Regions from separate parts of the Homo sapiens genome. Here region 2 is linked to region 1. The links are chromatin loops, found by intact Hi-C in ENCODE. Cell type or tissue: breast epithelium. All regions are shown on one strand. Links, peaks and the distances in the headings refer to the core of each region. The heading gives the core; the rest is flanking DNA. Region 1 overlaps SKAP1 (src kinase associated phosphoprotein 1). Region 2 overlaps LOC101927166 (a long non-coding RNA gene).

Region 1 (6,915 bases), core at 735-5,734:
CATGTAGTCATGAAACTTGACATAAGTTTGTTTATTTATTTATTTTGAGTTTTTTTTTGAGACAGGGTCTCATTCTGTGGCCCAAGCTGGAGTACAGTGGATGATCACAGCTCACTGTAGCCTCAACCTCCCAGGCTCAAGCAATCCTTTCATCTCAACCTCCTGAGTAGCTGGGACCACAGGCGTGTGCCACCATGCCCAGCAGTCTCCCTATGTTGCACAGGATGGTCTCGAACTCCTGGGCTCAAGCAATCCTCCCACCTCAGCCTCCCAAAGTATTGGGATTACAGGTATGAGCCACCGCGCCCAGTTGAGATAGGTTTAAATAGTCAAGGCCTAAAAAACAGACTTTGCTTCATGAAGTAAAAAATTGTAATAAGTGCACAAAATTAATCTTAGGCATGGATATGGAGCTCCATCACATGACTACTATTATATTGTGATCCTTGTCACACTTTATTTTTAAGATGACTCAGAGAAACAGTGAACTGGCGAAATGTTTGGAAGGCTAGTAGGTTATTTTGGCCCTGTCAGAAAGACCAAAATAATGGTTATAAAGTACTTTTTGAGATCTTCAAATGAAAGATGCCCAGAAAAAGACATTATTAATGTTGACTATGAAGATGTAGAGACAGGTATCTTTAGTTATTTGAAAAAGCTTATAAATAAAAGACAATGACTTAGTGACTTGAAAACAGAAATATCTGGCCTTACTTCTGATTTTCTATATGAATCATAACAAATCAAATGCACCCTTTAAAAATATGAACACTTGGGGTGACCACAGCTTCCTGAAGACAGAAATGAATTTAACACAATAACCATCTCTGGACAGTGAAATTCACATTCCGCACCACCACCAGCCCAATTAAAGGGAAAGAATTTCGACTTGACAATCTGCCCTTCAGTATCTCAGACCCAGGCTGAGGGCAGATCTAGTGACCTCCTCCTGAATAAAAAGGGGAAGGGGATTGGGCAGTAAATTCTGTCCTGGCGAACATCAGCCTGGCAGTAAATCGGAATCCTCTCTGTGCCCTCTTTATTATCACATTCACAGCATGAAGTTATGAGCTTCCTCACAGCTCCTGCTATAAAAATGTGATGGATGGTAGGGAAACCTCAGGGAGTTAATCTATTCTTCCATTAAATTTTACTTTAATTGGTCTGTGAGTCAATCAGAAACTCACTAGACAGTGAATTAAGAAAGAAAAGAGTGAAATAGAAAAAGCTTTCTTTTGCAGTTACTATATTATAATGCAGAATTATTCTTCCATTGAAAGAAAACTGAGACCATTGGTCCATACAAATAATCCCTGGCTCTGTAAAGAAAATGAGAGAAAAACAGGCAACCATGAATCCTACTCACTGGTGACATTAACACATATGACATTACACATACTCACACGTATCTCACCAAGGAAAAGCAGGCTTCTCAGACCCCCTCCACCCCCACCAACAGTAATTAGAATGAGAGAGAGAGAGAGAGAGACAGAGAGAGAGAGAGAGAGAGAGAGAGAATGAACTTGAATCATGGCCTCTAAGAAAATTAATACAAAGAAAAATAAGCTGTTGAGAACCTCTATCATCAGTAACATAACTCTATAGGTACAAAAGAAGGTAGATGTTAAAGACCAAAGGTGGATCAGCTGAAATGTTCATGGATTCAGTTAGTAAAATGTTTGTGCAGTATTTAAGGCCATAATGGGCTCTGATAAAGATTCTCAGAATCTAATAATGGCCTCTCTGGACTTCTTGTCTAATTAGTGGAATAAGGAGCGAGCCAGCTTGGAATTGAGCATTGCTAGATATGAGGGAGAAGGGAAAAAAAAAAGCCAAAGCTGCAAGAAAAATAAACCAGAGTAAAGGAGAAGAAAAACAAGAGCAGCCAGTGCTTTCAGAACTGCTCCTGAGCTGACAACTGAAGTTTATGCCTTGAAATATATGATAATAAGATTTTATGGGAGTGAGCCCCAGGGACCCAAATGTCTCTCTGTAAACAACGGACCTCAGGGAAAAGCCAAGGTTTGAGTAATGTACTCAGTCTCCACTCATGATAAAAAAATAAAAAAAAGCAAAAAAGCAGTGAAGACAGGAAATAACTCCTTTTATTCTAACTGTAGAACCCTGAGTTGCAGCAAATGCCCTCTGAGGGCAAAGACAATCGACAACCAGTATAGAAATACAGTTGTCCCATATTCAGACAAGGGATTTAAACCTCAGCAGCCTCAAAAACCTGAGGTTGTATGAGAAGAACCTAGTAAAGTGCTGCCTGTCCACCCTTCACACATGGGCAATATATGTCCAGAAACCAAATGGTTTATTGTGCAGTGTTGTTCCAGTGGAATTACTGGAGGGACATCAGAATGACCTAATCCTTGAAGCATGTGCCAGTTATCCCAGTGCTGCAAAGAGTTAAACCTGAAAGTGCTGCCTGTTCCCACTCGTTCACAATCCAGATTACCTAGAAAGATATTACCAGCTGAACTCCACACATAGTATGATGGCTTCCTTTGAAGACTTGGGTCAGGTAAAGCTCAAAGTTAGCCTTAAGCAACTACTAAACGATGAAAGTCCCTAGTGTACTCTGAGACTAAATCAGGTTGCCTTTAAAATTCTTCATCTTCAAAGACAACAGCTCTATCCTCTTTTTATAAATGTGAGGCCATGAGACAGCAAAGTGCTATTTCTACTGGCATTAGTTCCACCTTATATATTAAAAAGATATTTGTTGTGCCCTAATCACTCTGGGTCCAAGATCATAAGGGACCTTGTTTCTTGGTGGGAGGCTATAGTGTGAAAAGGTTACTTAGTCATCACTAGCCTCTAGCAATGCTGGAACACCACACATGGGGCTCCTCAAACAGGAAGTCAAAGCCAGTTCTGACCCCTGGATGAACTCTGCATTTTCGGGCAAGAGGCCTGATGAATCTCCAGGGACAGTGCTGCCCTGTGTCTCTGTGTCCATATGTATGTGTTTACTCCTCTGTGTGCATGTGTGGAGGTGGGTGGTACTGAAGGGAAGCAGGGTGTGAAGGTTCTGGATAATTATGAAAATTAGATCTTTTACAGCAGGCTTCAAGCTCAATTTGGGCTGACAGCTCATGAACAGATCATCTGAAGTCTTAATAGGCCAATGCTAGTTCAATAGTTGTATGGTTAAATCATGCACATTTGTGCCTCAGCTGACACAAAAAGCAGACCCAGATGCCTCACATGGATCATGCAGATAAGTCTATATTTAATACTCTTCCTCTCTCGGGGAAGGCCTAACAAAGCAAAACAAAACAGATCTAAAACCATGCTTAAAACTTTCACCAGCCAAAGAAACATTCCAACATTCTTTTCACTATAAAACATCTAATAGTAGAAATGATACATGATTGATAAAGTGATTCTAAATATACTTAATTCTGGTGTCTTTTCAAAATATTTCTGAACCCAGCAGTAACAGATATAATCTTCCAAACTGGGAGTTTTTTCCATTTTTAGTTACCTGTCCCAAAAGCACTTATTCTCTTACTTTCCATTCTTTGCTGGTAGTTTTGTACAATGATGTCAAGATATCAAGGCTCCTGACACATCCTGAATTCTGAAAGAATGTGCTTCCTGAATATTCCTGATAATGGGCTTAGTATCAAAGGGGTTAATGAGGTTGAGTTAAGACAGCATTTCCTGCTTGAAGGAGAACTGAGTCCAACAACACTAGAAGCATTTTCTTATTATTTTTCTCTGCGTTTGCAGTAACTGCTTCTCCTGGAAGCTTTACCTGGGGGAAGGGATAAAGCAATATCACTAACCTGCCTGGCATCTGGCTTCCAGCAGGGAAAGAGGCTCATCCACCTCACCCCTCGGGCTTCTTTAACTGAATTAGCTGTATTAAGTGCCTTGGTAGCCCAGGGAATGAACGTCGTTGATCAGTGTGCCTAGAAAGGCATGTTTTCAGGGTATAATTCTGCCGGAGGAGAATGGACTCCCCAGCACATGGGCCTAAACTGCAGAGTAACAGAGCCCTAAATCTCCAGTTACAGATTTACAGCCTCCATTCTCCTTCTTTACTGCAAATACAATCCGGCAGTAATGGTCTAACACAGCAACACCATCACCAACTGGCTGATGGCTCGCATAAAAGCAATGTCAACCAAAAACTATGAGTTTATAAAAGGGAACAAACCCTCAACAGTGACAAGAACATGAAACCCATTAACAATTTAAACACTCTCCATTTTTTATTTCCCACCTTGAAGCTATTATTGCTGATAGAAAGCTCCTCAGTGGAGTTAACCACTGCAAGGAAGGGTTAGGAAGCTAGCTTAACTCCTAAGACAAGGGGTTATGTGGTTTGAACCATTTGATGGTGTGGTTTGAACCTTTGTTAATAGGAAGGCCATTTGATAACCTGTAGTGCAAAAGAAGGTCTTAGAATACTGTAAGTGTGATAGGATCTCCCCTAGTAGGTCTATCAAATTATTCTCAGGAACCACACTGAATAAAAACGGTTAGAATTGGATTGGCTAGTCTATTGAATATGCCAAGACTTGAGCCTGTACTGTAAAAGGAATGGTAGAATATTTTTTGGAGAAAGTTCTGTAAAAATCAAGAATCAACTCTTGGCATTATAACAATAAATGCTTATATGAAGTTTTATTTCTGTGATAGCTCTAACTCTTCGAAGGAACATTGCCACCACAATATTTCCATTTTGCAAATTGACTATACCTGGACTGTGATGTAAAATGTAACTCGTCACACACTATTACCTTCCAGTCTTTAGGTAATCAGATACAAACATTATAACTAATTTCTCAACTTAACTACAGGACTCTCCCATTTAAAACAAATATTACTGTGGAATTCTCTGGTGAAAAATGCTTGAGCAAGCCATCTCCCTCCCTGCCCTTTCAAATTCCCTGACTTCCCCTAGTAAAAATAAAAATAGGACTTTAAAGAGATATAATAAGCCCATGATTGGGTATTTTACCCCCAAAACAAAACTTCTTCCCTTTGTTCTATAAATCAGACAAACCCAATGGCAATAAGAAAGTTGTTCTCTTTGTGGTTTTGAGCTTTTTGCATGTGTAATTTGTCAAACAGTTCATCTTTTGGAAATAGGATCTTCACACTAAAAAGGAACAAAATCCTGTTTTTGCAAAGGGGAAAAAAAGGCCATGTTGAACATGGTAACATATATCCATACGAATAGTGCCAAAGAACTTAAAGTCCCTGATTTACATATATTGTGCTGATTGTTTGAGCATCAATATAAAAAATTTAATCTGTACTAATGGGCCTGGAGGAAGCGCAAATAAAACCGAGGAATAAGTACTTGTTTTGCAGTACAATGAATGCTATTAATATATATATAAAACAGGCTTCAGTGATGCATAAGCTATTGTATTCTAAAAATATTCCTACATTTTTGGCACTTTAAAAATGTATTACCTCACAAAGGACTATCAACCTATCTGCAGACTCTTAACCTGGGCTAGCATTAAGAAAGGAATCATTTCATTCTGCTTTTGTTACATGTACATAGATTTTGAACTAAGCAGATATGGCACCTGTTGGTTTTAAATGTCTCCTCCTCTAAGAAAAAGAAAGAAAAAAGTTCAGGAGAAGAAAAAGAAGAGATGTTAAATAAAAGACAAGAAACAAGGAACTAAGAGAATAAAATTATTTTCCCCACAGTGTGCAATGAAATCAAGCTACACTAATTCTACTTATAATAATGTTAGAAAATGGTTAGCCTTAATGCCTGATAATGACCAGAGCTAATGTGGTTCTGCTTTCAGTGTGGATAATGTTTAAGGAAGTAGCAGAATGCATGGCAGCTTTCCTGGACTATACAGTCAACTCCAATGAAGCCTTTTCTCCAGCTTGAGTCATAACCATAAATACTGCCCCATCCCCACATTCCAGTAACAAAGTCCTTCCTTCCTCCTTTGCCCCTAAACAAAGGGGACAACAGTGTGTTCGGTGGGAACATCTTGAAATAAGATAACACTCCCCAAATGGAAGGAAGTCACAGGGGAGATTGACGCCATAAAGGCAGTTCTATCCTATTGAAACGCCAGCAGATGGGGTCATAAACATTTCCTTCTCCCCTTGCTAACAGCCACCAAGTCAGCTTCATCTTTATCTTTATCTTTATCTTCCTGTCAGGTCATAAATACCTCTCACTCAAGCTTCACTCACAGCTGGGCCATGCCAAGCAAGTTTACTTCCTGTTAAAGGTTCCTTTCAGCAAACATTAACAAATAGTTGGGGGAAAGAAAACTGAAAATTCTGCTGATGATACACAGTTATAATATTCCAAAGGAAGCTTGGAAACCTCAAAGAAAGGGTTTGGCCAGACTAAGAAATGACCAAACTGCCTAGCAAAAAGCATGGAGATCCACTTAAAAGAAGATGCGTTCACAGGGAAAATGAGTCAAATAATTAGTTAAAACTTATATTTACATCCAAACAAAATAAAAGAGCTGAATAGTGTCATGGGCTTTCATTCTTTCTTCTAGAACCTCCAAATGATGCATGGATGCTTGCCATTTGTTCCTGAGTCTAAAACCTGGACCATAATCGTAGAAAATGAAAACAGAAGATTTCTAGGAGTAGTAACTCAATACAAAGTCATGCTTAGGCCAAAGGTTAGAGAAAGAACACACCCCTTTACTTTCAGAATTTTGGCTCATGAGGAAGGAGTAACCTGACTCTCTTTCCTTCCTGGGGAACAGTTTTACACTTGGGAAACCATCTGCCTGAAGTACTGCTGGCAGCTCCAAAATTATAGAATCTAAAATGGTAGGAACCTGGAAAATAGTAGGTATCTTCCTCCTTGACTTGGCTGGAGCAGCTGCCCCTCTTGAATTTCTGGGATATAAGATTACAACCAAAAATGACTGTAGTCTTTCTAAAACACAA
Region 2 (6,915 bases), core at 906-5,905, 220 kb after region 1:
GTGCACACCTGTAATCCCAGCTACTTGGGAGACTGAGGCAGGAGAATCTCTTGAGCCCAGGAGGCAGAGGTTGCAGTGAGCCAAGATCGCACTATTGCACTACAGCCTGGGTAACAGCAAGATTCAGCCTTGAGGAAAAAAAAAAGTCATAGAACTGCCTTATTTTCTCTTATCTTTCTTTCCTAGCAGTTTATAAATTATTTATTTCCTAGCAATTTGCAATTATTTTATTTGCCTATTTTCTTTCTTTTTATTTGTCTGTCTCCCCCATTAGAAAGTGTTTCCATAAAGGCAGGAACAATGTTTGTCATATTCACAACTTTATCCTCCAGTACTCAGCAAACTCTGGCATGTAGCAGTCCCAAAAAAAAAAAAAAAAAAAAAAAATTCAGTAGAGACAGGGTTTCACCATGTTGGCCAGGCTGGTCTCAAACTCCTGGCTTCAGGTGATCCACCCTTTTCAACCTCCCAAAGTGCTGGGATTACAGGCGTGAGCCACTGTGCCTGGCCAAAAAAAAATTGTTAAATAAATTCTTTCTAATAAGGGCATGTCACTAGAGCAGGTAAGGGGGAAATAATGAAAAAGAGATAGGATTTACAGTCTAAACATCTGGCTTCTACACTATGTGATCTTAGATAGTTCAGTGGTGTCTTACTCTGCTCCAGCTGCTGTAACAAAATACCATAGACTAGGTGGCTTATAAACAGCAGAAATTTATTTCTTACAATTCTGAAGGCTGGGAAGTCCAAGATCAAGGTGCTGGTAGATTTGGTGGCTGGTAAAGGCCTGCTTCTTCATAGGTAGTGCCTTCTTGCTGTGTCCTCACATGGTGGGAAGAGCAAGCTAACTCTCTGGGACCACCTCTTTTATGAGGGCACTAATCCCATTCACGAGGTCTCTACCATTAGGACCTAATCCCTTCCCGAAGGTCCCATCCTATACCATCACCTTGGGGGCTAGGATTTAATATATGAATTTGGGGGAAACATAAAGATTCACTCCATTGTAAATGGGCACCTAATTGTGAAAAACTTTGAATCATAATAATACTCAGTCAATGGAGAGCCACTGAGTAATTTTGAGCTGTGGAAGGACCGATCAAGACAGCATCTTGATAGCCGGGCATGGTGGTGCATGCCTGTAATCTCAGCTACTCAGGAGACTGAGGCAGAAGAGTCACTTGAACCTGGGAGGTGGAGGTTGCAGGGAGCCGAGATTGCGCCACTGCACTCCAGCCTGGGCCACAGAGCAGGACTCTGTCTCAAAAAAAAAAGCATCTTGAGATGATATATGTGATCACTGTGTTCAGAGATGGTTTAGCAGAGAGAGGGAGCAGTTAGAAGGTAATTTCAAGGTGAAGGAATAAGGGCCTAAAGTGTGGGGTGGCAGTGGGAGTGAAAAGGAATGAGATTTGGATGGATGGAAGATTCAATAGTTCTATCACCTGATGGGAAAGGGAGGCAGGAGAGAGAGGGTGCCTAAGGAAGCGCCATGATTTTATACCTGTATAGCTGAAATAATAGAAATGCTCTTAATAGATACATGGAAGTTGGAGAAGAGGCCAGCTGTGTTTGGGAGAAATGATAATGTATTTTAGACAATAGAATTTAGACAATGGCTGGTTATGAAGCGAAAATGCCTAGCCCTTAGGTAGAAATTCAGGACTAGGCCAGGCACAGTGGATCATGCCTGTAAGTCCCAGCACTTTGGGCGGCCAAGTAGGGTGGATTGCTTGAGTCCAGGAGTTCAAGACCAACCTGGGAAACATGGCAAAGCCCGGCTTTACTAAAAATACAAAAACTTAGCTGGGCATGGTGGTGCGCACCTGTAATCCCAGCTACTCGGGAGGCTGAGGTGAGAGAATCACCTGAGCCCAGAAGGTCAAGGCTGCAGTGAGCTGAAGTCACACCACTGCACTCCAGCCTGGGGGATCAGAGTGAGACCCTGCCTCACAAAAAGAAAGAATAGAAAGAAAGAAATTCAGGACTACACCTTCAGAGAGAAGTCAGAACAGAAAACCGCTTGTGGTCATTGGACTCATGGAGGTGACAGGTATAGGAAGAGAAAAGCCAGAGACTGAAGCCAGCTTGGCACACTGCCTAGTTAGCAAGGGCAGGTGGGGGAAGCCGTGGCTGGTGAAAGGGATAGAGAAACAAAATCAGCAGAGGGTCTCAGAAGCCAAGAAAAGGGAGAATTTTGTGGGGTTTTTTTTTGTTTGTTTGTTTGCTTGCTTTGGTTTTTGTTTGTTTGATTGCTGGGATTACAAGCATGAGCCACTGCACCTGGCTGGAAAGGGAGAATTTTGATGTCCAGCCCTGTCTTCTCTGCGACCAGCATTGGCTGTCAGACTTCTTAGGGAGCTCTCCTGTAGGAGCAGAGCGTAACATCCTTTAACCAGACTGTGTTGTCTCTAACCACCTGGGTGGCTGAGGGAGTCCCAAGGCTTTGTGAGCCTTTGAAAGAAAAATCCAGGGAAGGGAAAATGGAGAAATATAATCAATAACAACAGCCTCGTTTTTTCCACTTCATATGCAGGAAGCAGTCCAGGGCTGTAGCTGCTGCTATGCTGGGTGTACTCTGGATATTCAAAAGGTCATCTGGCATAGAGACAGGCTAAATTATGGCTGGAGTGTATGAATCTGAGGAGGTTCTCCATTAACATTTATTAGGAATTGTCATCACTTCAACTCGAATGGGCCCCAGATGTGGAAACCCCGGCTGCCCCAGACTTCTCTTCTGGGCTGCAATCTCTCCTCTGATTTATTGTTATTAAACATGACCAGATTTTGTAGAGGGGAAAATTGAAGAAAGCAACACACGCATGGGGAACCATTGGGTGGAGGCTGCCAAGAGAAAAACAAACCATTTTATAATTTCTGGTGGCAGTGGGAACACATGGAGATGAGAGCTATTGTTACGAGGCTCCATAGAGCCTATTTCCTAAATCAAAAAGACACAAGCCTCAACTTCCAGGCAGTCTGTTTGAAGGGCAAATGTCCTAACCCTGAGGATGAGAGAGGGGCAGTTGAAGACAATGAGAAAGGCTAAGAATAGAGAGTTAGTGCTTAGAATTTGGGAAGCCATGGCAGGGATCCTCTTCCTTAAAATATATTACCTTACAGGGTGGATGGCTTCCTGGGAGTCATCACACCCCCACTGGATGTTAGGTCATTATGCTTATCAATAATATTTACTCTCTCATTGTGTAAATATTGCAAGGGATACCAAGAAGTCAAAATTAGAGTCCCACCTTCTGGTGATCTATTTCCTGTCTTTACTCAACATAATTTTATGAAGCACATCCTAGGTATCAGGCACTGCTGAAAGTGTTGAGGGAATATTAGTAAATGAAAGAGACAAAGACTCTCTCAGAGTGCTCTCTGAGCACTCACAAATCTGTAGGGGACAAACTCAGGAAGTAATTAAAATTAGCTACTAGACAAAAGTGTATAAAAGGAAGGCAGCTTAAAGAAAGACACCGTGTTAAGAGTCAGAACACCTGAACTCCAGTCCTGGCTCTACCGCCTAAGAGTCTTATGACTTCAGATGAGTTGGTACATTATTTAACTTTTGTGAACCTCGATTGTTTTTTGGGTTGTTTTGTTTTGTTTTTGAGACAGGGTCTCACTCTGTCACTGAGGCTGGAGTGCAATGGTGAGATTATGGCACATTGCAGCCTTAACCTCCCAGGTTCAAATGATTCTCCCACTTCAGCCTCCCAAGTAACTGGGACTGCACGTGCATGCCACCATGTTGGGCTAAGTTTTATATTTTTTTAGAGACGAGGGTCTCACTATGTTACCCAGCCTGGTCTCAAACTCCTAACCTCAAGCGATCCTCCCATCTCAGCCTTGCAAAGTGCTGGGATTACATGCATTAGCCACTGCACCCAGCCAAACATGAGCTCCTTGTTTGCAAAATAGTAATAAACCTGCCCTAACTATCTCACAGGTTTGTGTAAAAATTAAATGTGGTAATGTAGTCAAAGAGTTCCTTATAAACTAAATTGCTCTATGGCGTCAGGTTTGTAAGTGCCAAATAAATGGAAAGGTGGGTGTTATGGGATGGTTCATTTGCTTGCCAGGAACCTGGGGACACATCCTCTTCCGCTTTCTTTCAGGAAAAGGGGCAAGCAGGACTATCCCCAGGCCACCAGATACATGCCCCTTGGGGAGTCATTTACTAGTAGGGTCTGAATATCTGGTGCTGACTTCACTAGCAAGCCATCACTGGGAAGCCCTCCCTTACTGTGGCTCCTGTTCTTAGAACAGTGCATGGAAATTATCCCATGTGGGAACTATGGTAAGTGAACATAGATAATGAGGAAAGTCTCAGAAGGGCTACATCTAATTATTGTTCTTGCATTGTCCTCCTTTCAGAAAATTGTCTACATTCCTGCCTGGGCATGGTGGCTCATGCCTGTAATCCAGCACTTTGGGAGGCCGAGGTGGGCGAGTCACTTGAGTCAGGAGTTCGAGACCAGCCTGGCCAACATGGTGAAACCCTGCCTCTACTAAAAATACAAAAAATTAGCTGAGCATGGTGGTGCATGACTGTAATCCCAGCTACTTGGGAGGCTGGGTCAGGAGAATCGCTTTAACTGGGAGGTGGAGGTTGCAGTGAGCCAAGATCACGCCACTGCACTCCAGAGTGGGAAACAGAGCAAGACTCCACCTCAAAAAGAAGAAGGAGAAGGAGAAGGAGATTATCTACATTCCTGAGGAGGAGAAGTTGTACTTAAACTACCTTGATCCAACTTCCAGCTTTACAATCATTGCCCCCCACCATGCATATATCATACATATATACCTGCTAGCATGAATACCTGCATCATATCTAGAATTAATGGGAATAGTCATAGGGCCAATCTTTCTTATATCAAGCAAGCTGAACAAGGGTCCAAGGGATAAGGCCACAGCTACTTCCTCCTGCTTTAGAACAGAGCTAAATAAACCTGTTCCTAAGTCTTGTGAGTTATTGCATCCTTGCCTTATAAGGAATGAAGACTTAACCTGCTTCCTGGCAGTCATTACTAACTGAGTGAAGATTCCCATTAATCCAGAAATGGGAGCCTCTCTGGCTTGCATATGTCCAGGAATGGACATACCACCCACAGTTTTACTCCTGGTGGCCAATCGGTCCCGCACACAAACACAGGCACATCTTTTATTTAATGCTCAAGATTTGTGAACAACTCCCAGCACTGTGCCTTCCAAAGGGCTTGCATTAAGTGCTGGTGAAGGAGCAGGGACCTCTATCATGGCCAGAGCCAGTCAATAATGACACCCTGGCAGCTCTCAAAGGTGCACGAGTGGAATGGCCATTGAGCTACTCCATGCAATGAAAAGTTCTAATGGGGAGTGGGGACACTTCTCTCCCCAGTCCCATCCCATGGCTTGGCTGAAAATTTTTTTCTTTTGGGAGATCACTGGCTTTCTCCAGCAACCTTGACTATAAGGATGAGGATGAGGAGAAAAAATAAGAACTGCCGAGTGTGGTGGCTCACGCCTGTAATCCCAGCACTTTGGGAGGCTGAGGTGGGTGGATCACAAAGTCAGGAGTTCAAAACCAGCCTGGCCAAGATGGTGAAATCCCGTTTCTACTAAAAATACAAAAGAAAAAAAAATTAGCCAGGCGTGGTGGCGAGTGCCTGTAATCCCAGCTACTGGTGAGGCTAAGGCAGAGAATTGCTTGAACCAGGGAGGCAGAGGTCACAGTGAGCCGAGATCATGCCACTGCACTCCAGCCTTTGCAACAGAGTGAGACTCTGTCTCAAAAAAAAAAAAAGTACACAGGGGAGGTTGTGGGGAATTTGGAATATTCCCTAAGGATTTCCTCCATTGAAGAGGTCTGCTTTAAAGTACTGGGGGTCCACAAACTCACCCCATTTCCAGCTTGGCCTTGGGAGAAGAGGAGGACAGAGAACAGAATTCTGGATTGTTACTAGGTAGTTGGGCTGCATCAGGAAGACATTTTGGTAGAAGGAGAGGAAAGAGAGGTAGGAAGTGGGAAGGGAAGCACTAAGGGTTTTTTTTTTGACCCTGATCCCCTTAGCTAGACAAGCTCAGTGGGGCTTAGGATGGAGGTCAGGGATAGCCTAAGATCCTGTTACTGAAAGGGTAGTCTCCAGCCAGCAGCATCAGCATCACCTGGCTCTTAGGCTTCACCCCAGACCTACTGAATCAGAAACTGCATTTTAATCCCTAGGTGATAAGTATGTCCAATAAAATTTCAGAAGCATTAGCCTAGATGCTTCAATGGGAATAACTTCTTGCAGTGAGCTATTGAGGAACTGTGCTGGATAATCTCTCTGCCCTTCCAAATCCACTTGCCATCCTTATTCCCCTGCTCTTGGGACTAAGAAGTGAATTGATGAATTCGCTTCCTTTATTCATTGCTTCAACAGGCTCCCTTGTCATCTGGCTTCTGGTTGGGCTCAGCCAATGGTCAGTGCTCAAGAAGCAGTGACTTAAGTGACATTAATAGTGACTTTACCAGCCAGGCAGGGTGGCTCATGCCTGTAATCCCAGCACTTTGGGTGGCCAAGACGGGTGGATCACCTGAGGTCAGGAGTTTGAGACCAGCCTGGCTAACATGGTGAAATCCTGTCTCTACTAAAAATACAAAAATTAGCCAGGTGTGGTGGCATGTGCCTGTAGTCCCAGCTACTCAGGAGGCTGAGGCAGGAAAATCGCTTGAATCTGGGAGGCAGAGGTTGCAGTGAGCAGAGATCGTGCCACTGCACTCCAGCCTGGGCAACAGAGAGAAACTCCATCTCAAAAAAGAAAAAAAAATAGTGACTTTACCTGAAGTTTTTATAGGGAAACAGGAGAATGCATTTATAATTTTTTATGCAGCAAGCCACTGGAAAAGGCTGAGGGTAGCATCAGGATATTTATTCCCCCAGCTGGGCC

The links. A loop is a pair of places that touch in the nucleus more often than their neighbours do. Peaks named below come from ENCODE experiments on the same cell type or tissue, not always from the same donor. Only the 100,000 strongest peaks of a DNase experiment are listed, where the experiment ranks them.
Region 2: it touches region 1 in a loop (5-fold over the local background); 3 of 110 quality-filtered maps call a loop at or near these places.

What each region holds. Positions count from the first base shown.
Region 1 is chr17:48,238,361-48,245,275 of GRCh38, forward strand. The region is part of intron 4 of SKAP1 (src kinase associated phosphoprotein 1); the gene reads right to left. Among named protein-coding and RNA genes, the nearest start is that of SKAP1-AS2, 53 kb to the right of the region's middle. In breast epithelium, for the core only: no CTCF peak of the experiment used is centred there; a DNase peak (open chromatin) is centred at 2,891; H3K27ac peaks cover 2,749 bases.
Region 2 is chr17:48,461,067-48,467,981 of GRCh38, forward strand. It overlaps LOC101927166 (a long non-coding RNA gene), which reads left to right. Exons shown (of 6, transcript NR_110804.1): 6 at 4,381-4,974. Among named protein-coding and RNA genes, the nearest start is that of SKAP1, 34 kb to the left of the region's middle. In breast epithelium, for the core only: no CTCF peak of the experiment used is centred there; no DNase peak of the experiment used is centred there; H3K27me3 peaks cover 1,684 bases.